3 separate regions of the Mus musculus genome follow, and all the other regions are linked to region 2. The links are chromatin loops, found by intact Hi-C in ENCODE. Cell type or tissue: left cerebral cortex. All regions are shown on one strand.

Evidence for each region. A loop is a pair of places that touch in the nucleus more often than their neighbours do. Peaks named below come from ENCODE experiments on the same cell type or tissue, not always from the same donor. Only the 100,000 strongest peaks of a DNase experiment are listed, where the experiment ranks them.
Region 1: a loop joins it to region 2, with 2.3 times the contacts of the local background. A loop is called at or near these places in 9 of 42 quality-filtered maps.
Region 3: a loop joins it to region 2, with 7 times the contacts of the local background. A loop is called at or near these places in 11 of 42 quality-filtered maps.

Annotation. Positions count from the first base shown.
Region 1 is chr17:35,016,480-35,024,479 of GRCm38, reverse strand. It overlaps Vwa7 (von Willebrand factor A domain containing 7), which reads right to left and starts at 7,901. Exons shown (of 17, transcript NM_138582.1): 1 at 7,713-7,901; 2 at 7,175-7,423; 3 at 6,506-6,787; 4 at 5,996-6,092; 5 at 5,332-5,442; 6 at 4,623-4,818; 7 at 4,340-4,509; 8 at 3,220-3,332; 9 at 2,853-2,969; 10 at 1,647-1,832; 11 at 983-1,115; 12 at 716-868; 13 at 538-630; 14 at 9-310. The coding sequence starts at 7,408. In left cerebral cortex, CTCF peaks have their summits at 3,153 (motif pointing left) and 5,212 (motif pointing left); DNase peaks (open chromatin) are centred at 631 and 3,146.
Region 2 is chr17:35,232,696-35,240,695 of GRCm38, reverse strand. Nfkbil1 (nuclear factor of kappa light polypeptide gene enhancer in B cells inhibitor like 1) reads left to right here and starts at 4,910. Exons shown (of 4, transcript NM_010909.5): 1 at 4,910-5,046; 2 at 5,465-5,744. The coding sequence starts at 4,990. It overlaps Atp6v1g2 (ATPase, H+ transporting, lysosomal V1 subunit G2), which reads right to left and starts at 4,100. Exons shown (of 3, transcript NM_023179.3): 1 at 3,851-4,100; 2 at 3,479-3,579; 3 at 1,929-3,071. The coding sequence starts at 3,932. The coding sequence ends at 2,898. In left cerebral cortex, CTCF peaks have their summits at 4,152 (motif pointing right) and 5,745; DNase peaks (open chromatin) are centred at 4,128, 4,818, 5,621, 7,390 and 2 more places; H3K4me3 peaks cover 3,206 bases; H3K27ac peaks cover 4,918 bases.
Region 3 is chr17:35,117,273-35,125,272 of GRCm38, reverse strand. Csnk2b (casein kinase 2, beta polypeptide) reads left to right here and starts at 3,981. Exons shown (of 7, transcript NM_009975.3): 1 at 3,981-4,151; 2 at 4,746-4,828; 3 at 5,417-5,519; 4 at 6,699-6,814; 5 at 7,202-7,277; 6 at 7,388-7,577. The coding sequence starts at 4,757. It overlaps Gpank1 (G patch domain and ankyrin repeats 1), which reads right to left and starts at 2,321. Exons shown (of 2, transcript NM_032460.2): 1 at 1,614-2,321; 2 at 458-1,053. The coding sequence starts at 2,287. The coding sequence ends at 609. Gm20522 (predicted gene 20522) reads left to right here. Exons shown (of 3, transcript NR_168268.1): 2 at 1-40; 3 at 2,035-2,538. It also overlaps a transcript of Ly6g5b not described here. In left cerebral cortex, CTCF peaks have their summits at 3,019, 5,014 and 5,871 (motif pointing right); DNase peaks (open chromatin) are centred at 3,158, 3,867 and 4,711; H3K4me3 peaks cover 2,716 bases; H3K27ac peaks cover 2,161 bases.

The DNA of each region.
Region 1 (8,000 bases), 220 kb after region 2:
CTCCTCACCTCCAGAAGCACGGGGGCCACACTGCAAGGCTGGGGCGCAGTCCTCCGCAGGCTCTCTCCCCCTCCACCCTGGCCGACCAGCTCCAGGGAGAAGGGAGAAGAGACTGACAGCAGTGTGGGTGGTAGAGAGGCAGCAAGGAGGCCTCGAACGGGGGGTCCCACGGGCTCCAAGGACACCCGGCCCAGCTGAGTGCCCTCTGGGACCCTTCGAAGGACAACATGGGAAAACTGTGGCTGGCCACCCACAAGCTTCTGTCTAGAGGTGAGCCCTGTCACTTCTACCAGCAGCTGGGTCTGGAGACCTGAGGTGAGAGGGAAAGGAGTTGGTCTGCATGAAACTGTTGGAGGTGCAGGGTAAAAGGAATGTCTGGTCTCAGCTGGGCAGGGTCATAGGAGTGCACCACGTGAGGCCCATGAAGCTGGACTCTCCCTAGCATGCTTTACTCATCAAACAAGGCACACATGTGTTCATTTACACACAGTTACACTGCAGCAGACCAAGGGGGCAGAGGTCAGGGAATAGTACTACCTGCAACTGGCTGAGTCAGGGGGTAGAGGCCAGGGTGGGGTCCATCCTCCACAGAGATACCGAAATGAAAGAGGAAGTCCAGAGAGGTCTGGGCTGGGAGGGGAAGCAGTCTTAGACTTTGTGAGGACCACGGCCACCACGGCTCACCACTGCTGTGCCTAGGAACCCTTCTCCTTACCTTGTACTCTCACCCGGGGGGTTCCCGCAGCTGCTACCTGGATCTCCCAAGTCCCTGTCCGAGGAGGGTCAGTCATGGTCACCGTCCAGAATTGCCCAAAGCGACGAGTGTGACCCAGAGGACCTATGCCCTCCTCTGGGCCCTGGGACACCCCTTGGATGGGAACAAGACACTGTCACATGAAGTAATTCTTTTCTCTCTGCACAGTCCTTCTCCTGTTCTCCACTCTTGAATCTTCTGTCTGCCTTGAGCCCCACATTAGAATACCTGCAGGGCTCTTGATCCAGAAGCTACTGATGTCCCCGTGCATCCGGACTGTGACCTGCCAGAGCAGACTGTCCACAGAAAACACACACGGCTCCCCAGGGGTGAAGACAGGGGGATCCAGGGGAAGAGTCACCTGGAGATACGATCAGGTCCAAAGGAGAGAAAGAGGGAAAGCATGGAGGGAGGTGGAAGCAAAGGCAGAGGAGGGACATGGGAAGACTGCCTCCCACAGGGAGGATGGATGTCAGCGGGCCCTGCATGGACCAGGGACTGTGCTTGGAGGTGAGGGGTTTAGAATGACGTCATCATTTCTTGTTCCCCCTCCAAAGATGATGAATAGATAGATCTCTGTGAGTTCAAGGCCAGCCTGGTCTACACAGTGAATTCCAAGCTAGCCAGGACTACATAGTGAGACCCTGCCTCAAAAACAAAACTAAAAAACCAACCAAACAAACAAACAACTGATTTCCTATGGCAGCCCTAGAGGCCAGGGTGCAGTTATTGACATGAAAAGAGGGTGGAAGGTAAGAAACCAGGGATGTCTGGGAAGAGAAGAGTCCCTTCCTGACTTCTGTCAGAACTCCTCCTTTGAGAAGAAGCACACAGCACCTCAGACCTCAGCTCTGGCTAAGGGCATGGCCCCCTCTAGCTTCCCCTCACTCACCAGACCAGCCATGCTCTCCCCAACAATGGCAGCCACATCCTGGATGTACTGGTCTTTGGTGAAGATCACCTCTCCCCCTGATGCCCGGGCTATTGCTTCATATGGTTCAAAACGCAGAGGAGACAAGGCCTCTCGCCGTCGTCGACCCCCAGTCCTCGATGGGTCTTCAGTTACTAGAAATGTCACCTGTGGCCAAATGACAACCCAATGCTTGGTGTATCCAGGAAGCTCAGCCTGCATTGTTTTTTTGTTTTTTGTTTTTTTGATTTTTCGAGACAGGGTTTCTCTGTATAGCCCTGGTTGTCCTGGAACTCACTCTGTAGACCAGGCTGGCCTCGAACTCAGAAATCTGACTGCCTCTGCCTCCCAATCAGCCTGCATTGTTAATGAAGGTCCTTCTGCCCCACTTTTTCTAGAGCTGTCTGCCCCCTGGCTGATGCTGATGTGGTGGGTGGGACCTCCCAGTGAAACAGCCCTTGGGAGAGCTCTAACCACACCTCGGAAGGAGTTTCCCAGAGATTCATTTCCTGGCTTTGTTTTAATTCTGTCTTTATACATACTGGCATTTACTTCTTGTGTGTTGTACTAAGGATTAGACCCAGTGCATCAGATTTAGACACCACAGAGCTAGGCCCGCCCTTGTTTGCCTGATGCAGAGGGAAAAGGTCCTTGTGCTCACAGATAAGCTCTGCAGATACCGGGAATGAATGGTTGTCTCCTCAACGGAAGAGATGTCTATCCTCTGGGGAAGTGGGAGTTAAGAGCTTGTGCTCTGTGCTATCTGTAGGGCCAGGCCTCACCGAGTCTTCCAGACTTCGGGGTTTATCTCAGACTCTTCCTCCCTAGGCCTTCCTTATCTTGAGCATTGTTTCCCAGTCTTAAGTAGGAAGTCACATGTCCTTTGCAAAGCTTTACTGTGACAAGTGTTACCAGGAAACCTTTCCCCAGAGTTGCACTGGATATTTAAAATGCCTAAAATAAACCACCCAGGGTCAGATTCTAGATGTTGAACCTTCTTGCTTCACTTGTTTCTGTCTACCCTGGTGACTGCAGAGACCCTCACAACGGGTTCTCTGAATGGCTTATTGGATCCGTTTAATAAGGGCACGGCCTCCCACTCTGTTAAAGATGCGGGGCGGGGGAGGGGGGTGACCTCCCATGAGGCCGCTCTCTTTCCCATACTCAGGTTGCTAGCACTGCGCTCACCCTGCAGCGCCTCTCCCGAGTCAGGGATTCCACCCGGTTGGTAAGAAGAGCATCCTTGGGTGAGGCATCAGTGAAGACAAAGATGTCAGAGAGGGGAGGGGTGTGCAACAGGGCTAGCTGGCCAGGAGAAAAAAAGGCTCATGTTTAAAATGGTGGGCAGCAGGGTAGAGCCAGGGAGGGCAGAGCGCAAGGGAGCATGACCCTGGAAGGAAGCTGATGGAACCGAGGATAGAGGATGGGAGGATGGTGAGGGGGTTGGGGGAAGAGAAGGGAGCCTTGCTAGCTCTTGGCTCCCCCTGGTGGCGGGGCCTGGAAGGGCAGGATAAGAGGGAAAGGGAGAGGCGGGAGAGGGAAGGAGAGTCAAGACCTCCAGGGCAGACAGGCACATCTCTGGCTCATCTCCACCCCCCAAGGCATGGATCTCGTTGAGTTTCTGCCAAAAGCTGTCCGGGTCGCTGGTTGTAAAGACGGGGCCAAACCCTGGGCAAGAGGAAAGGAAGGTCAGGTGGATGAGGAGAATAGAGGCCATGAGGGAGCTGTGAGCCTCTACCCCGAGGTGGATACCAATACGGAACACCAAAACCCAGGTCCTCTGCATGAGTAGCAAGTACTCTTAGCTGCTGAACCATTTCTCCAGTCCTCACCTTTAAAATGTAATGAGAGAAAAGGATAGAACTCACCTGAGAGGCTCCTTGGGAGAACTGAATGAGCCCTGCATTTGTAAACGCCCGGACACGGTACTATGAGGTTATTGACGCATGTGTCCACAAGCACACACTAAGTCCCTACTTAATATCAGACACTACCCCCTGCAGGAGTTCTCCATCCAGGAGGATTAAACCAGGCATGCACGCACTGGCCGTTTTATAGAGGCTATAGCACAGAAGGATTAGATGGCCAGCCCAAGGGTGCAGTAAGACCAGTAGAGCCAGGCCAGGTAAGCTGACTTTGGGCTCAGTGGGAAGATGTAGGAGTGGTACTCTCTAACCTCCCCATACACCTTCATCTTATCTCTGACCTCAGCAGCAGCCTGGGGAGCCGGCTCAGCAGGTAAGAGTGTCGCTGCCCTGGGGCAAGGACCTGAGTTCCACTCCATATTGGGTGACTCGGGACCACCAACTCCGGTTCCTGGGGATCTGACACCCTTTCCTGTCCTTCATACGTGTGCATACGCAGACCAACATGAAAGCGAAACAGCCACCCATGGTTTAAAACAAAATGAACCCAAAAGGCATATTCTATTAGCACAGAAGTCTAAGGAAGCCAGAGGCAGGTGCCTAAGCAGGCACTGGACTTGTGAAACCGCCCCCTACCATTTTAGAGATAGCAGAAGCAGCTTATTGTCTACATGGACACAGGTACCCAGTAGAGGCTCACTCAGGACAACAGGTAGAATGGCCCTGAGGCCCACCTCCTCACCAGAGGGAGGTCTCCAGCCTCTGTCCTGGGCCCTCCTTCCCACCATCATCCCTGTAGACCACCGCTACCTGGGTCGTGGAAGGGCACTAGGATATAGAAAACAGGCTCCATGGGGCTGCCTTGACGCTGCTCCACAATGCGGCGAGCCTGGATCTTGGCTGCGTTGATTTCCTCGCCCATACTGCCTGTGGTGTCCAGGACAAAGCTCAGGCTGGAAGCTGGGGTGATGTCCAGCAGCCTGTGGTTCAAGTCAGAGGAGCAGTGAAGTTTCCGCATTCGTCCCCAATGCCTCAGTTCCCGCAGGCAGGAGCACCGACCCATCAGGGAACCTGACTCCACGAGGCCACCCACCTGGAGAAAGCCTTGTCGCCCAGGCGGCTTCGCAGGAGGCTGAAGGCCTCGATGGAGGCCAGGAGTGCCACTTCTGCAGCCTGGAGGTGCAGCTTATGGTGCGGGGAGAAACTTGGGGATGTGCTGTCCTTGTTGATGCCTCCCCGGGGTGGCTGGGAGCTGCTCTGGTCAAAATGGCCCCCATGGCTACATTTCCCTAGATTAAGGGAAGAGATCTGGCACGTAAGAGTCAAAGGCTCGGTGCCTACTAAAGACTGTGGGGACCCTTTCTGACCTGGTTTGATTTTTCCACCCCTCAGCACGATAGCATCAGCACTTAGTGACATTCTGTGTGCATCTAGAGTGGTCAGAGTCTTTCTCTGTATCCATTCCCCAACACTGCCCAGGCAACAGAGAATGACAATGTCTCCTCAGCCTTCATCCACCCATTCTGGTTCTATCCCACCACCCTCTCCTAAGGAGATGCAACCAGGATCTTGTGTTAAAGTCAAAGAAAGTGGGGCTGGAGAGATGCTCTTCCAGAGGTCCTGAGTTCAATTCCTAGCAACCATATGGTGGTTCACAACCATCTGTAATGGGATCTGATGCCCTCTTCTGGTGTGTCTGAAGACAGCTACAGTGTACTCATATAAATAAAATAAATCTTAAAAAAAAAAGTCAAAGAAAGTGACTTTCTCCTGTCCCTTCTGGGAGCCTTCGCATCTGGTACCTGGAGGTTTGGGGGGATGCATTCCGAAGTAGCCAGAGGTGAGCAGTGTCGAGTCCAGCATATTCCCAGGGCAGCTCAGCCCCTCACAGTCAGAGCATGTAGGATCGCCCACTGGGAACAGAGGGCAGGGGCTGGAATCCAAGCCTCAACCTGCTGGGTTTACCCCTGGTTACCTAACATCCTCCTCTCAGCTGGAAAGATAGGAAAGGCCACAGACACCTTGGCCAGGCTTTTTGCACTAAACCTCAGGGTCACCATTTGGATGTCTGATGTGCACAACCCACAAGTGTGGGTACCAATTCTTTGGGGATTCTGCTCTCTGTGAACCACAGGCAGGCTACCATCCCATAGTGAGTTGCTATGGGACGACGTAGCTCCCAGTGAGTTGGGAGCATGAGGGGGGCTTCAAGAGAAGGCCACAGGGCTGTCACAGGTGGATAGAACAAGCCACGGGCAAGACTGGCGTGAGGTCTGAGCTGATCCTGGATGCTTTCCTGTGTAAGGCTGAGAAAGCCACTGAACTCTTGTAGCCATTAGCTACTCAAGGACCTCAGAGTCCCTGCAGGGATAAAGCATCGTCCCATCCTGGGACTGCAGAAGGTGACACGGGGGACAGGAAGCTCCCTGAGTCCCTTCCTACCTCCAAACTGCATCATGGCCATACCTTGTGCCAGGCTCCAGAGCTCCTGCCTTGGCCAGAGGAGGTGAGGGTGTGGCTGCCGCTCCCCCAGCTCCACCCAGTTGCTGTGGCTATAGAAATCCTGGTCCCCAGGAGAGAAGGAAGGGGCAACAGGCACTGATTTGATCTAGTCAGGGTCAACACCTTGATATGCCACCCAGAGCCCAACACCCAGTCGTGCAGCCCATATGCCCTGACTTGGTGTTCCCACCAAACAAAGAATTCCACCCTGCTGCTCCTGTTTCTGTACCCCTGTTTCTTCTGTTCTCATTGCCCAGGAAAGAGCTTTGCCCAAATGGACACACCCCAGCCCTTCTTGGAGTCTAAGCCACAGGCTTTCTAGGATAAATTAACACCCCCACCTCCAGGTCTTCCTCTCTCCTTCCCTTCTTTGTAGCTACTCCTGGCCAGACAGAGGAAGTGCTGCCAGCTCAGGAGGGGTGTGTACCCTCCTCCCAAAGCAAGAGGAGGCAGGTTAAAAGCCCTGAGAGTCACCTGCAGGGCATGAAGTGCAGCCCCTAGGCGCTGGCGGGCCAATGTATATTCGAGGGCTCTGGCAGCCACCAGGGTTTCCCGAAGGGCCCCCACCAGGCGAGTGCGCCCCTGGACCAGCCGTTCAGCATCGAAGTGCAGGTCGGGGTTGCTCTTGAAAGCTGGCAGGAAGTCTTGGGCTGCATTGGCACGAGACACCTCTCCTAAAGCTGCCCTGAACCGCCGGGAAGAAAACCCAGGTCCAAAGTAGGCAGCAAAGATGTCATCGGCGAGGAGGGTCCGGCCCTAGCAAGAGTGGTTAGGGAAAGAAACTCCAGAAGTCGTTTGGATGCTACCACTGCCTGAAGTACCCTAGCAACTGGCACTCAAGGCTGAATAGAATGGTGGGCCAAGAGACCCACAGGGGAGCAGCAGATTTGGACTGGCTGACCCGGCTAGCCTGGCGCTCACTATGCAGCCCATGCTGGCCTTTAACTTCCATTCTCCTTAAGTGCTGGGATTACAGGTGTGTGCCATCACATCTCTTTTGGTACAGACTTTCCCAAGACTGGCGACTCAGGATTTCAGGACCAGAATTGAGGAGGGACAAGTGTGGAAGTGAGCAAGTCAAAGGTGGAGCCTCCTTGTGACAAGGATCCTCTGAGAAACCCCAGGTGAATCTAAGGTGCTCACCCTGTAGTCCTCTACATGGAGGCGTGGTCGGCCTGGGTGTGGCTGCTCCAGAAAGAGCACAAGGGTGACATTGAGTGCAGCCTCCTCAGTCAGGTCTTGGTGAGTGACAGAGCCAGGGGCAGCCAGAAGGCTCCAGATGTTGGGAAAGAAGGCAGATGTTGGGGGCAACAGCAGCTGAAGCAGAAGCAGTATTGGGGGGCCCAGGTGGGACAGGGGTACCTCCACAGGGAGCATGGCTGAAGCATGGACCTAGGGAACAGAAGCACCTCAAGGGAAAAAAAAGCCACCAATTGCAGGGCAGGCCTGCTGTCACCATGGCACCTATTGCCCACTTCCTGCTTTGCTTCAGGTGCCCCATATACTCCAGGGTGGCTCCCCTCCCTGTGCCTGCAACCCATACAAACTAAGGGCCTGTCAGGCCAGTGGAGCCCACAGCTGCCATCGGAGGCCCCGGAGGACCCTCTCAAGATTCTCTTCCTACACCAGACTGAGCCCTGGCCCTGCCCCACGGATAGAAGTCTCCTCAGGCCTCTCCTACCTGGAAGCTGGGTCTCCTGGGCAGCGCTGGCCTGGGTGTGGCGTCACAGGGCACTTAGGTCAGAGTTATAATTAACTGGGCCTCAGTAGAGTGAGAGGGAGGCTCTTAGCAAGGGGATTGAGGACAGGCAGCCCCTGGCCATCTTCCATTCGTGCCAACCCAGAGCCACAAGATGTAGCGAAAGCCGGGGCGGGCCCAGGGCAGGCCTCCGCAGGCACAGCGCAGTGCAGTGCAGTGAGGTGAACTGGGGAGGCGGGGAGCTGGCAGCAGAGCACCGTGACTCAGGCC
Region 2 (8,000 bases):
CAGCCAGCAAAGGGTGTTTGCACCAAACACAGCAAACAGCAAACTCGTGCAAATGAAGACTTGTGTTTGCACCAATCATAATATTGTCCCTTTGGCATCAGTGATAACACATCTTCCTGCTACTGGACTATGGGAAGTTCCACCCTCCACTGGGGGAGGAGAGAGAGGACAGAAACAATCCTGGCTGAGCCATTAGCTGTGTGGTTTCCTCAAAGACTTTATAGAAGATTCAAAATGGCCATGCTGACAGTCCTCGTTAAGGTAGCCAGGGCAGGAAGGGATTGTCTTAACAGCTGGCTGTGATTTTAACAATGCTTAAAACCTGGGCCACTGGGGCCACAGCAAGGTGAGTGCCCCTCATCTGTCTTGCCATTTTTTTCTTCCTTTCTCTGTTACTGAGTTTGAGCAGTTATATAGACTGGCCTCAAGCTCTCAATTCTCCTGCTGGAGGATTTGAATGCAGACCCATGCCCCGCTCCACTCTTCCTGTAAACATATGAAAATAGAGAAATAAAACAAGGTGGCCAAGGCAATACAGCTAGCAGGGAAACACCAGGGTGTAAGCACCCCAATTTCCTATCACATGTGTCCCTCCTCTTCAAAAATCTCCTTGCTTTTGTATAGCTATTTCCCCCGAAACATTTCCTCCTGATGAGAGTGGAGAAGGCTCAGGAAATTCAGAAAAAAAGTTGCAAGACACGGAACACTTCTCCCAGATTGTGTCACCAATAAACAGCTCCTGGTGGCAGGACTCTTTGGTCTGCATACAAGTCACGCTGGTGGGCGACTTTCTGATGGGAAGCTACTCCAGTCTCACTCCTATAAGTAACCTATCACCCACCATACTGCCAATAACTCCAGCGAGCTCTTTGGTCTGCCAAGTGAGACTTGGGTGGTGAGATATCTTTGGTGTTTCATGACTGCCTTATTTGGCATAGATTTTTTTTTTTTTTTCCTGAGACAGGGCTTCTCTGTGTAGCCCTGGCTGTCCTGGAATTCACTCTGTAGACCAGGCTGGCCTTGAACTCAGAAATCCACCTGCCTCTGCCTCCCAAGTGCTGGGATTAAAGGCATGCGCCACCACACCTGGCTTATAGTTTTTTTTTTAATGTCTCTCTACAGAAAAGTCATATAAGACTATGAATTACCTCATTGATTCAAGTTCAGGGTGAAATGAGCAGTGAAGAGAACTGATAAAGGAATGGGGGTCAGAGACCAGCAGTGTCCCACCCCCTCACCCCCTACCACCACCACCCCAACTTCCTCCTTCCCCACCCCAGCATCTTTTTATTCCAAAGTATTCCTCAACTGCCAAGTGTGTGCCAAGTGCTATCTAGGCTCTGGGGATACAACGACCTTTATCATCAGATACATAATGAGAGCCAATACCCAAACATAATGTCAAGCCAGGCGTGGTGGTGCACGTCTTTAATTCCAGTACTCAAGAGGCAGAGGCATGTGGATCTCTTGTGAGTTCAAAGCTAGCCTGGCCTAGCAAATTCCAGGGTAGTCAGAGATACTTAGTAAGATAGTAAGTCTCTGTCTCTCTGTCTCTCTCTCTCTCTCTCTCTCTCTCTCTCTCTCTCGTGTGTGTGTGTGTGTGTGTGTGTGTGTGTGTGTGTGTGTCTGTCTGTCTGTCTGTCTGTCTGTCTGCCTGCCTGCCTGTCTGTCTGTCTCTGTCTCTGGTGCTGATGAGCAGTGTAAAACCAGGAAAGAGACAGAGTGCTGCTCTGCCAACATTTCCCTTACAACTATCTATGCAACTCTCTGTTCAAGAGGGGACACAGTACTGTGTCCTTTTGTTTCTCCATAAAGCTTCCAGGACAGCCCTTTGCAGTGTTTTGGAAACTATATAAATGCATAACTCTGAGGACAGCGAACCAAAGTGAGCAACGGCAAGGCAAAAAGGAGGCTGCTTTCACCAACAATTGACTCATCCACCAGTATTTTATTGACACTCCGCTGTTACACAAGGAGGCAAGGTGCTGAGGGCACACAAAGGAATGCATGCATGTGAATGTCATAGATATCTTCAGCTCCCGGAAGCAGCAAGATTTGGGAAAACAGAGAAAGAGGGGGGCCAACCATGAGAAAGACCAGCTCAGGAGAAACAGAGAGGTGCTAAGAGATTTGATATATATTTGGGACTCGGACAGAGGGGCTAAATAACATTATCATTTAACTGTTCGGGGGCATGATGTGCCAAGGGAGAGCCAGAGAAACAAATTCTTTAGAGGGTTACTAGTGTCACAGTGGCTGAACAAAGCTGGAACACAAGGAATAAAAAAGTCAGGAGAGGGGGTTAGAATTCTGGCAGGCACGCAGAGTGCGGTCATGATACAGGCACTCCGTCATCTGGAACTATGCTGAATTCTCACAGATAATTCACAGCAGCCACCTTACAAAGTGAGCGTTGTTGCTGTCATTCCAGTCACAAAGATGAGGACACTGAGGCTTCCAGGTTAAATAGTTGTCCCAGTTGTGTAACCAGCAAGGACCAGGGGTGGGAGAGGAACAGAGGTTCCCCTGCTCTGAAGTCAGGGTGCTTTCATAACTGTCACCAGGACATATATTTCACAGAGGGGTCCGGTGGGGATGACGTGGGCATTCATTAGTAAACTTCCAGTGGGTGTCATGGAACAGAGAGATTCGGGTTTGTCGGGTTTGAACAGGCTACTTGTAAGTCTCAGGGGGGAATATTGGATCCTGTCACATAGAAGCCTCCCCTCCAGCAACAGGTTATTATGTGAAGCGATTTGGTGGGTGGGGGGGATGATATTATGGATTGAACCCAAGGCTCTGCGCATGCGACACAAGTGGTTTTGAGTTGGGATATTTCTCTGTGGACGGAGCTGACAGAAGGAGTCACTCTAGGGATGTGTCCCTGAGCGATGGTTCTAGACAGTAACCCGATAGTTGGGGTGGACCTGGGGCCTGACTTCACAGACCATGCCGAGAAGCTGAGCCAGGACGCGCTCCCGATTCCTCTGCTGGGAACTCTGCATGCCCTGAACCTGCCGTCTTGTGGCCTGCTCCACTTCAGCAGACAGGTTCCCCTGAGAGCCCATGGCCTGGGGGATGGGGGCGGAGGAGAGAAAGAAAAAAGCAGACACAGAGAAAGGAGGGTCCCAGCATGTAGGAGGAAAGGTTCAGAGGAAGGCCTGGGAAGCCTTTTCGAAACTATTCCCACCCCACAAAAACATGTAGATACCAAGCAGGTGGGCACAATCCTTACTTCTGAGACTGACCATAAAACTGTCCCCACCATACAGACTGTGAAGGCTGCCCCACAAGTCTCATGTACCCTTTAAAACCCTCAGACCTTACAGATCCCGTCAAAGCTTTACCAATGTGTGGTCCTTGTCAGGGCCTCTTCAGCTCTCAGACACCCTAATTTCTTAGTCACCTGTATACACCTGGCAAGAGGCACCCACCGATTTGCACCTGGGTGGGGCCATCCCTGTCCCCCTCAACTCACCGCCTGCTGCTTGCTCTGAAACTCCTGTTCCCGCTCCCTGCGGTATTGCTCCACCTCCATTTGAGCCTCCTCCTTCGCCTGCTTCAGTCGCCGGGCCTTCCCTAGAGGCAGAAGGACAGTGAGTGTACACACACACACACACACAACCAGGTGCGTTAGTGGGATCAGTGCCCTCTAGAAAGTTATCCAGTTTCCTGTCAACCAACCAAATGCTAGACTGTAAAACCCACCCGTTTCTTCTACCCTAATAGCCTCAGTCCCCCATCTGTCCTCATTGTCCTTGGGCTTTTTTTTCCTAAGGACTCAAATGCCCGCTATCCCCTATTCCTAAATTCTCCTTCCATATTCCTAAGAGAGGAAAGGGGGGCTCACTCTTCCTGGCATCGGCCACCTTCTCCGCTGCCCGCTTCTCAGCCTGGAGGAGCTGCTGGATACCCTGGGTCTGACTGGCCATTTTTATCACTAGAGAGGATGCTGTTCCGAAGGCGACCGAGGTACCAGACGGCTCCCACCCTCCAGCGCCTACTCCTCCGGGCCCTTGATGCGGTCCTCCACTCCCACTGGGTCTTAGCGCTCCCGTTTTCACTCAGTCTCCTGCACCGGGTGGGTGTCTGTCATCCTCACACTGATGACTGGTCCTCCTCTCGAACCTCACTGAGGTAGTACCCGAAACGGCCGCCCGAGGGCAGCAGAGACCAGCCCTGTGCTGACTACTGCAGCAGGTGCAGGGCCTCTCCGTGTCACCAGGGTCCACAGAGATGGGTCTGGGGGAAGCGGAGGGCAGAGTGTTTGGGTGTGAGGAGATCTTGGTTGGTGGTCTCGAAGGAGACACAAAGGCGATGAGAATGGTGTGGGAAGGTAAGGATGCGCTTGGACACAGTACGCTGGGTTTCACTTACACTCCCAACTGTGTCTCCACGCCTCCCTCCGCCCTTACCCCCTCTTTTCAGCCTCCATCTTCTCTTCAGACTTTCCCCCCAAATCTGAACGTCTGCACACATCTCCCTGCTCTGTCCTACGTTTGCCTTGTTAGTGTCTAACCATGTGTTTTTCTTTTTTGATCTACCCATATACTTGGCCTCATTGTGGTTGTGTGGTGTGTGTGTGATTATGTGTGTGTGTGTGAGATTGTGTGTGTGTGTTTCGAGACAGGGATTCTCTCTGTAGTCCTGGCTGTCGCTGCAGCTCGCCCTATAGACCAGGCCTGCCTCTGCCTCTGCCTCCCTTCGAAAGCTCGCCTCTCATCTTCCGCTTGCAGGAGGACCCTATGTCGCAAATTGTCTTATTTCCCCTCCGGAGACCTAATCACAAGTCACCCAGTCCGAGCGTTCGGTACGATTTCCGGGATGGAACACACAGTTCATTTCCGCCCGAAACTTGCGCGTGTGCTTGCGCCATTTCCTGCATCCTGGCGCGCCTCCTCCCTCCCCACCTCCCTTCTCCGAGCGTCTTAAGCCCAGGCCTCCGGCCTCCGTCTCTGAGGGTCCTTGGGGGGGCGGGGAGCAGGTCTGATGAGTAACCCCTCCCCCCAGGCCCCAGAGGAAGAAGCCTCTACGTCTGTCTGTCGGGTACATTATATTCCATTTCTAGATCGCTCTTTGAATTTGTGACTTTTCTCCAGATTTGTGGCTAATGAAAATTGCCCCCATCTGGCCTTACTTGATTTTTGTTGTTGTTGTTGTTGTTTCCCTCCAAAGTTCAGAATTAACTTTTTTCTTGGGCTCTGGAACCTTAAAACAACTATGTATCATTTTCTCAAAAATTACATCAAAAATTAACTCTGTGATTCCCCCCTCCCCACCAGCCCCCAACTCCAACCCCATCCCCACCCTCCGCCCCAAACTTGCCATCTGCTAAGGGATGAGAGTTTAGAATAGGCCTTATCTCTTGCTGGAGATGCAAGGGGGAGGAAATAGGAGGTAAAGGGAGAAACGGGGAAGAGCGGAGCTGGGACCTCACCGCTGCCATTTCCCACTTCTTCCTCAGCCCCAGAGTTGTTCCATGGCCTCCGCTTCCCGCCGGCACCGCCGAGAGCGACGCTTCCGGCGGTACTTGTCTGCAGGACGGCTGGTGCGAGCCCAGGCTCTCCTCCAGCGACATCCCGGGCTTGATGTGGACGCTGGGCAGCCCCCGCCTCTCCACAGGGCCTGCGCCCGCCACGATGCCCCTGCCCTGTGCCTGCTGCTGCGTCTCGGCGCTGACCCTGCCCACCAGGACCGCCATGGCGACACGGCGCTGCACGCTGCTGCCCGCCAGGGCCCTGATGGTGAGTGGGTCCGTGGGAACTGGTCTTGAGAAGCTGGCCAGATCTGAACTGAAAGAATGCGTGGGAAATAAAGGCCTGGTGTGGTGGCGCAGGTCTTTTGACTCTGGGCAAGCAGAGGCAGGAGAATCTCTCTAAGTATGTAGCCTACACAGTGAGCTCCAAGACTACAGAGAGACCCTGTATCATACAACAAAATAGTTGGGAAATAAGTTAGTTCTTTGGTCCTTGGGAACTGTTGAAGATCCCTGGTTGGGATGTGGCCATATCTCTCTAGTAACAGAAAAGCTTATCCTAACATCGCCCAATCAACTAAGGGGTGTGTGCTAGCATGGTGTGATTGTTTGTTTGTTTGAAGATTTATTTATTTTATGTATATGAGTACACACTGTAGCAGTACGGATAGTTGTGAGTCTTCATCTGGTTGTTCGGAATTGAATTTTAGGGCAACCGCACTCTCTCCTGCCCATATTTATTATTATAAATAAGTACACTGTAGCTGACTTCAGACGTGCCAGAAGTGGGCGTCAGATCTCACGACAGATGGTTGTGAGCCACCATGTGGTTGCTGGGATTTGAACTCAGGACCTTCAGAAGGGCAGTCAGTGCTCTTACCCACTGAGCCATCTCACCAGCCCGATTGTTTTTGTTTTTGAGTCAGGGTCTTACCGAGTCTCTCAGGCTGGCCTCTGCATCCCAAGTGCTGAGGTTGTAGGCATGTGTCTCCCACACCCAGCCGCATAGCTCGCAACTCTTTCTTTACATTTCCTAGCTTTCAGCTCAGTGACTACTTTGTTTCTTTGATGGTTTTTTACCTTGCAGTTGACTGCTCAGGTCAGATCCCAGCTCCACTCACCCCACCCCCACCCCCTTAATTTTGCTTCTCTCCTTGCATAATCAAAACAATGGCAACCTTGTAATAATGCCACAAACACCTTACAAAGTATCCATGCTTTGTCACATGATCAGCTGGGCCGGCCAGAGGACTTGAAACTTTTACTTGGTGTTATGCCGGAGATCTGCTGCTGTGTGTTAGGGATGGACTCATGTCCCTTGACACATACCAGGCGCCAGACCAGTTTTCTTCATTCTCACCAAAATTCTGTAACAAAAATCCTACTTAAGCTGGTGGTGCGGTCTGGAGGCGGAGGCAGTCCGGGCTCTGCAAACTCAAGGCCAGTCTGCTCTACATCCAAGCTAGCCGGAGCCACGGTAGAGAGACGTCAACAAAACATCTCCAGTCAGCATCGGTAGTGGCTCCACAGTGCAGACAGCCTCTTTCTAGTTCATTTGTGTTACTTACTGGCAGATAGCCAGCCCAGAAACAGCCTCCCCGCCTAGAAAGACAGGAAGTTCACAACACACTCCTGTAATCCCAGCCCTCGGGAACACCTCAAGGCCAGTCTGGGCAGGGCCTAAGAGTCTCAAAAAGTGAAGGAAAAAAAAGCCATCAAGCAGATCTCACCTAACCTACATGGCGGCTATGGTGTGACTAGTTTTATCCCGCTGAGGTTAACACTCAGGGGTTTCCTACCAGAACCCTGCACTCTCCTGCCCCTGCTCCCCCAGCCTCTTGACCTAGCCCCAGATGGCATACTTCTAGATCAGTTTTGCCAAATCCCACAGTTCTGGAAACAGCGTAGGTGTTGCCTTTGCAGTGACAGCAGAAGCAATTCCCTGGAGAGCAGCTTCCAGACTAGAACTGGAGGAGAGGCCCGTCTGTTAAGAGACGGACGGCCTTCTGCCCACAGATCAACAACCCTGCTCACTCACTCATCTCCAGCTTGGCCTCTCCTTGATCAAAACCAAAACCAAACCCAAAATCCTCTAACACAAATAAGATGGGCCTGCGTAGTTGATTTTCTTTAAGCTTAAAGAGAGGAAGGCTGCAGCTGCCTGGCTGAGTTTATTATGGGATACCTGAAGAGAAGAAGTCCCCAGACTCCTGAATACGTCCTGTGGAATCTTTATATACCACCAGTAGGGCTGTTCCAAGCAGAGTAGCAAGCCGGAAGCAGCCTCACTTCCAGTTTGAGGTTTTAAGAGCAAAAAAAATGCAATTGTGGCGTATACAGAAAGGCAGCTCTGGACAGCTGCAGCAAGCAAGCTTTGCTTACAGAAGCAGAGAGGTAGCGGTTAGATGGTCAGGCAGTTAACCTTCAGCTCAGAGTCACACTGTACAGGAATTTATGGCTGGACCAGAGACCAGTTTACTCTAAGAGCTTATAGCCGTTCAGTTCACCCAAGGTTGTTATAGCA
Region 3 (8,000 bases), 120 kb after region 2:
GGTATTACACTTCATCACAGCTGGCTTCCTCAAGTTCAAGGTTTGTATCAGGCAGAGCAGAGCAAAGTATCTTTGGCTTTTCTCCCAATGTCAGCAGCATCTTTTGGATGCATCTTGTCTTGGAGAGGGGCCCCACCCAGGGTCTTCCCAGTGTTAGGCAGGTGCTCTAACCAAGCTATGCCCGCCCCTCTCCAACACATAGCACACTTGGTTTGTGATACTTGTCACTGACTTGACTGGCCTAGACACATACTCAGAGGGGTGTTTTACAAAGTGGGGCAATTCCTAATGTGTGTGTGGGGGCGGGGATTCAAGGAGCAGGTAGAATGCAGCCAGCAGGACTGGGGACTCTCTTTTGTCACCCGGAGAGCTTGTCCTTTTGGCTCAGGTGAGACTTCTATGTGACTCTCAGATTTGTTCCAATTCCCTACTATATCATTCAAGAAAGTAAACAAACCACAAGGAAGGAAGTTTATTTATCTCCCAACTCTCCGCCCTTCTCTCTAAAATCAGAGCCCAACAGCTAAGGCCTAAGGGTTCGGAAGTCCAAGTGTCCAAGTCAGAGGCCCAAGTCCAGCGAGTGACAGACCAGGGCCAGTCCATATCAGTCAGAACTCGAGGTTCATGTACAGTCTTAGATCTCGCTCCCAGGCTCTGCCCTTTTCTTCTTGCCTTCTGTTCTCCCTCTGACTCAGTGTGGCAACTCGAGGGACTCTCTCTCTCCCAGACACAGCCCGGGTATCCCGCGCTGCAAAGTGTGTGACTCGGGGTTGGGGTGGGGATCTATAACCCAATCCTTCCTGGTCCCTCTTGAGGATAGTGGGGATAGGGTTGGCACGGCCTTCACCCCGGGGTCCTAGCCCCATTCCTGGTTCCCAGCCACCTCTCAGCAGTAGCCTGAAGCCAGGACTGGAAGTGGGCACCCCAAGGGGAAGGTTGGAGGGCTGGGGTCTCCTGGACAGTGACAGCAGGTGAGCAGTAGATGTGTGGTGGTTGGAGTCTTCAAAGTGGGCACCACAGTCCTCACAGAACTGGGACGAGGAGGGGGTAGATCTGCAGAGAAAGAAATATGTTATAGGGGAGGAAAAAAAAAGATGAACAGAGCCTCAAGTTGTTCAGGCACCAGGCAGAGCAGAGCAAAGTACTTTTTGCCTTTCTCCCAATGTCAGCAGCATCTTTTGGTTGTATCTTGTCTTGGAAAGGGGCCCCAGGGTCTTCCCAGTAGGGAATATTTGGAATACTGTCAGGTAGGCCTCAAGCTCTCAGGAATAATGAGTAGTGCTGGCATTTATAAAGTGCAAACTGTGTGACAAGCACCATCCCATCCTACCCCATCTCTTTCCACATTAACCTACTGTATCTTAACACCCCTTTGAGGAAAAAGTCTTAGCCCCAATTCTCAGACAAGGACTGAGATTTGCAGACTTTAGGCTGGCACTGCAAATAAATGGAACCAAGATTCAAATGCACAAAGACCACGCCCATTGTTACTCTATGACTGAATATGCCAGAGGATGAATAGCCCCCTTTAGCTGCTGTGGGCCCTTAGTATGAGGTGCCCAGGAAAGGAAGAACACAATAAAGATGGGTGTAAGTGAAGGCTCCCTCCTCACCGGTTCTGGTTCTCAGGGCTCCTTGTCTCTCCATGACTCTCTCTGACCATACGGGCTACCTCAGGGAAGCCTGCTTCTTCAGCCAGCTGGGCAGCATCTCTGCCTCCCAGGTCACAGACTCCAACCCAGGCAGCTCCTCGGCCCAGGAGATAGCGCACAGCGGCGCCCTGGCCTGCTCGGGCAGCACACATCAAGGGAGTCCACCAGAAGGCATCACGAGCATTGATATTCCCTCCAGCTCCCCCTGCCTCTTGGGGTTCTAGCAGCCTCCGGAGTTCTGTCAGATCCCCATTCTGGGCTGCCAGCAGGATCCACTGGGCCATCCTGTCTTCATCCTCAAGTGCTCTTCCTTGTCTGGGGACTCCTGCTGCTGCAGGCTCCCTAGTCACTCTTCTTCTCTTCTTCTTCCTCTCCCTCATAGGTTCAGCTCTCTGGGGCTTAGAGGAACTACTGTCATCTGCGATTAGAGCCTCATAGAAAGCCCGGGCAGCAGCCCCGTCCAGGACAGGCTCTGCTTTCTCCTGCTGTGGTTGCTGCTGCCCATCCTTCCAGAGGTCACTGGAGTCAGCCGCTGGGGTAAATTCGATGAAGGATGGCCTAGACATGCCTGTGAGAGAAACAAGAAAATGAAGACTGGGCAAGGCAAGGATGTGACAAGCAAGCGATCCAACCATTCAGGTAGCTATTGTGAAGATGACCAGCACCACCTCTGGGGGCCCGCTGAGATGGGAAAGCAGCCTAGAACTAAAATGGGCCTCCCATCCCAAAACTGACTTCATAGTTAGGATTCTGTGGAGCCCGGGCCTCATGGGTAAAAGGGACCCCAGGAATAACAACAGATCCTGTCACGATGGGATGGGTAAAACAGACCCCAGGAACAACAGATCCTGTCATGATGTTAATAAAATTTCATGAGGGCATAGTAGATATGAATCTGTGTAGAATGCTTGTTTCAAATTTGAGAATTCTAGATTCTATCAATAACACAGAAAAGAAAAAGGGTAACAGGAAAAAAATATTCTACAAGACAGTTGTTAATGGGTTCTGTATTCAACTCCCATCTTCCTACAAACAAAAATGCCAGGCTCTCTCTGAAAACATTCCGCTAACACATACAGGAAATATAAGGTCGACACCCCCCCCCCTTTTTTTTTCGAGACAGGGTTTCTCTGTATAGCCCTGGCTGTCCTGGAACTCACTCTGTAGACCAGACTGGCCTCGATCTCAGAAATCTGCCAGCTTCTGCCTCCCAAGTGCTGGGATTAAAGGCGTGCGCCACCACTGGCCCGCACAGGTCGACCTTTTAAATCTTGCTCGATCTTATCTAGGGGTCCCCTTTTCCCAGATTAAAAACAGGCATGACATTACTCCGGGAGGTTTCTGGGGAAGCTGCATTGTCACTTCTGTACCGCAAAATGTCGCTCTTGTAATCTGTAAGATTGGATACAATCAAATAGCCACAGGGCAGAACGAGGCATGCGCAGGAGCAACAACAACAAAACATCCATAAGGTTCAAGTTTCCCGCGCTAGAACCTTTTCTAGCATCCTCGTAGTAAAGCATCGCGTGCCCAGTAGCGCGAGGACCCAAGGGGGAGCCTGTCGGTTGGGGTCCTGCTTTTACATAACGCCCCCACAATGCCCTTCGCCACCCTCCGCGTTCAGAAAGACTCTGAGGACACAGTGGGGAGACCTGTGGGATGCCGAGGAGCTGTGAGATGAAGTAACATCACGGTTACCCCTCACCACTGCTCTGAGCAGGGTTTGAAGAACAGTCAGGGTCATCAGCACAACTCTCTACCCCAGCTCTGAGGAGATGGAGAAGTACAAAGGGACAAGCGGCGGCAGAATGGCTGGCCCCACCTCAGGTTAGCTCGCAGGGCGGTCCAGGTTCTCACGCAGCGTGCACAGCTCAGCGCATCCCAAGCACACCCGACCTAAGTCCCTCACCACAACTCTGCGCATGCCGGAGCCCGAGCGCACTCTGTCGCGGGCCTGGCGAGAGAACCAGGATCCCGTGGGTTGGCCTGGCACAGGGAAGAGGGAGAAAAAAAAGCAAAGCGGAACGCTGAGGGAGCACCGCAGGGATGACAATCAGCCCGAGGACCTACCCGGCAGCTTAGCGAGCCTAACAAGACTATATTTCCCAGGCTTCCTGGTCGGGAAGACCCCCTGCTCCGCTTCCGCTTCCGGTGGCGCCTCGGTTCGCCCCGCCCCCAGGCGGCTTCCTCTAGGGCCTCGCGGCCCTTAGAGAGTCATGCGCGGGTCCTCTTGGGATTGGTAGTTTGTCTTCCCCTCATTTCGTCAGTTTCTCTCTGCCGACGGGACTACATCTCCCGGCGTCCACGGAGGTAGGGGGCGGTTCTTAGCGCCTGCGCGTTGCCCTTTTCTCACCCAAATCCTCACCAGTTTCCAGTGGCCCCCCCCCTCCCTACTTCGTCTGCTGCGGCCGGGTCGGCTTTTTGCGCTGTAGTGGTCTCTGCGGTTCCTTGGAAGCACAGCTCCCCTTCCCCGCCCCAGTCCCAGTCCCCGTCCGGCCGGTGAGTGTGGGGTTGTCCCCGCGTCGAGTCGCCCGTCCCTGGGCGCGGCACTCTGGTTGGAGCTCCTCGATGTGGGGGCGACGAAGGAAGTGACCGGGTCGGTAGCCGAAGGAGGTCGGGGGCCCTGGGCGAGAGGAGGCGGCTTTTGGGGACGCTCGTGAGACCCACAGAAGTGTGGTGCCTTCGCCAACCCTGCGAGTGCAGGAGAGGCCGGCTCTGTTGGGGAAAATGAACTTCGGAAGCCTTGGGACAGGCGCCAGGAACATGCAGGCACCTGCGGTGGTGGGGAGCCGGAGCCGAGGGCCCTGTCGCGGCTGACATGGAGGGGAGAGGGGCCTGGCTTTGAGGAGCGCCAGGGACGAGGGTCACACTAACAGATCAGGACCTGTCATTTTCTGGAAAGTAGCGAAACTTATTGCCAGCACACTGCAAGGGGGCTGAGGTGAAGGAGAGAAGCTTGGAGATGCTTCAGAGGCCGGGATCCTTCAAGCCTGGCTGGACTCAGATTCTTCCGTTGTTGTGGAGAATGTGTGGGAGGAGGGAAGAGACAAGAAACAGCTTGGTCTCCACTTACTTAACGCTCTTCTTTCACAGCGGACATAAAGATGAGTAGCTCTGAGGAGGTGTCCTGGATTTCCTGGTTCTGTGGGCTCCGTGGTAATGAATTCTTCTGTGAGGTGAGTTTAGGTCGGCCAACTCCACATGCCCTCGATGTTTTATTTTATGTTGTTTGAGAGCAGATTTCGACGGAACTCACTATGCAGCCTAGACTGGCCTTGAACTCCTGGCAGTCCTACTTCCTCAGTCTCCTGAGTGCTAGGATTTCAAGGTTTTGTCAATATGCATGGCTAACAGAGGTACCTCTGGGTGACCACTAGGATAATTAAAATATTTCATGTTAAAGTTGGGTAATGTGCAAAGCCCGGTGGCTTCAGTAGAAAATTACAAATGCCTTTCAGAAACTAAACTGTTTAGCCTTCATGATTCCCAAGTCTTCAACTCAGAGAGTTTGCTATCCCCAAGAAGATGGCAAGTGCGGTTTCTAAAATAAGCTTGTGTCGAAGCTGAATAATGTCTATGTCTTTGCTGGAGATGGTTAGCCTTAAAGAAAGGGCCTGCAGTTTTTATGAGACTTCAGTACCTCTGCAGAATTGGGAATAGGACACGAGAGGTGACTTGGCTGAGGATAAGACATCTCTTGGGCCCAGGTGGAAGATGGGCCTTCCTATATTATTTTCAACCCCTTGGCTTCCCTGTGCCCGTAGGTGGATGAAGACTACATCCAGGACAAATTTAATCTTACTGGACTCAATGAGCAGGTGCCTCACTATCGACAAGCTCTGGACATGATCTTAGACCTGGAACCTGGTAATGTGCCCTTAGGGTTGTTGCTGACTGTGGGGTTGGTGATAAAGTGTGCACTCCCCTCCATAGGTGCTTTGTTTTCATTTTCTTCTAGTCTCTGCTCACTGGCCTCTTGAGGTGGTTGTTGTGGGAGGTGGAAACTGGGTTTTCTTTTTTCTTTTTCATATATATATATTTTATGTATATAAGCACACTAAAGCTGTACAGGTGGTTGTGAGCCTTCATGTGGTTGCTGGGAATTGAATTTAGGAACTCTGCTCTCGAGTCAAACCCGCTCACTCAGTCCCTGCTCACTCTGGCCCAAAGATTTATTTATTATTATAAATAAATACACTGTAACTGTTTTCAGACACACCAGAAGAGGGCATCAGATCCCATTACAGATGGTTGTGAGCCACCATGTGGTTGCTGGGATTTGAACTCAGGACCTTAGGAAGAGCAGTCAGTGCTCTTAACCGCTGAGCCATCTCTCTGGCCCGAGACAGGTTTTCTTGGGTAGCCTTGTCTGTTCTAGAACTCATTCTGTAGACCAGCCTGTCCTTGAACTCACAGAGATCTGCTTGTCTCTGCCTCCTGAGTACTGGATCACAGACTGGCTTGCTTCTTGAATTTCTAAATTTCCTTTTAATAATCCAGCTCTCTCTCCTATCCCCAGATCCCTTGCTCCTGTCTTTTCTCCCCCACCTCAAGGCCCAAGCATTCATAACCCAAACTGGACTTTACCCCTTGGTCTTTCTGCCCTGCTTTCGATGGCTGAGTCGTGGCACACACAGCAGTGCTTGGCTTCTTCACTGTTTTGATTCCTTATGACTCTTGCTTTGTCTCCAAGCTCTCTGAAAGTAGCTCAGTTCTGGTTCGTAACGATAGTTTCCTCTCGGGTTTGGTGTGCTGCTGCCTCTTCCCCTCTGCTGCTCTAGAGGGCCTCCTCTGCGTTTGTGTGTTTACATTTACTTACTGTGAAAAGAGAGGCAGGCAGAGACTAAAGAGGAACACAGAGAAGGCCCTGCCGAGCAGTCTTGCTTTGTAGAAGAATCAAAAGCCCAGGTTTCTGGGTCAGATGTATAGATGATGGGTAGGGCAAGGCTCAGAAACAGGTACTAGAGAAACTGGAGGCGCCACCTTGCAGGTAAGGTGGGGTTACCCTGGAAAACTAAACAAGCGGCCACCCCACCCACGTTTCAGATGAAGAGCTGGAAGACAACCCCAACCAGAGCGACTTGATCGAACAGGCAGCTGAGATGCTTTATGGGTTGATCCACGCCCGCTACATCCTCACCAACCGAGGCATCGCACAAATGGTGAGGCTCTGCTCCTTCTGCAGGAAGGGAAACAGGTGCATGGGTCCGAGGCCTGGTTCCTACCTGGCAAGGAGCGTGGCAGAGGAGAGAGGGAGAGACCCAGAGCTGGGCTGAGGAGTGAATCCTCACTCAGGGTCCCATTGAAGGTGTTTTAAGGAAGGGAGATGAAACCGGAAAACGAAGGAGTTTGCAGGGAACAAATAGCAAATGGCCCCTGGGCTCTGCAGACTGCCCCACAAAGGAAAGGCACTTGAGTTTGAGGACCTATCTCGACAGAGAGGGGGCTTCTAGTCAGAAGTGGGAGACATGGGGGGGGGGGACCATGAAATGAGTTGAGATTGCCTCTTCATGCTCACCCACCAGTCCCTTCTGTTTTACACACCTTAGTTGGAAAAGTACCAGCAGGGAGACTTTGGCTACTGTCCTCGTGTATACTGTGAGAACCAGCCAATGCTTCCTATCGGTGAGTGTTGAAAGCCAGAAGCTGCCTTCCTGTACTCAGTGCCCGAGTCCTTTGGGAGGTTGGGGAGCGCTAGGGATACCTGGTCTGCAGTCTGGCTGTCTATCTCCCAGGCCTTTCAGACATCCCAGGCGAGGCCATGGTGAAACTCTACTGCCCCAAGTGCATGGACGTGTACACACCCAAGTCCTCCAGACACCACCACACGGACGGCGCATACTTCGGCACTGGTTTCCCTCACATGCTCTTCATGGTGCATCCAGAGTACCGGCCCAAGCGACCTGCCAACCAGTTTGTACCCAGGTAGGGAGCAAAGACAGTCACAAAGGATCAAAGAGCCAAGGTCTAGAGAGAATTGAGGACAAGCATAGCCCTTTCTTGAGGCTTGCCTATCCCAAAGTCAGGGCTTTTTCCTGCTGAGTGGCTGGGGAAGTTACTTGCTTGTGAGTCCATTTTCTTATCTATGAAGCAGGGATGCCAACAGTACCTGCCTAGCAACAGTTTTAAATGTATGGCACTTGACTATTTAAACAGTGACTGTTGCTGTTCCCATTTTGGATGCTTAGCTTTGTGATTTAGTGAGACTTATCATCCTGGTATCTTTTTTTTTACTGTATACCAGGGGAGAAAGATTCTATTTTGAACAGGTACTAAATCTTCTTTTTTTTTTTTTTTTTTTTTTTTTTTTCCGAGACAGGGTTTCTCTGTGTAGCTCTGGCTGTCCTG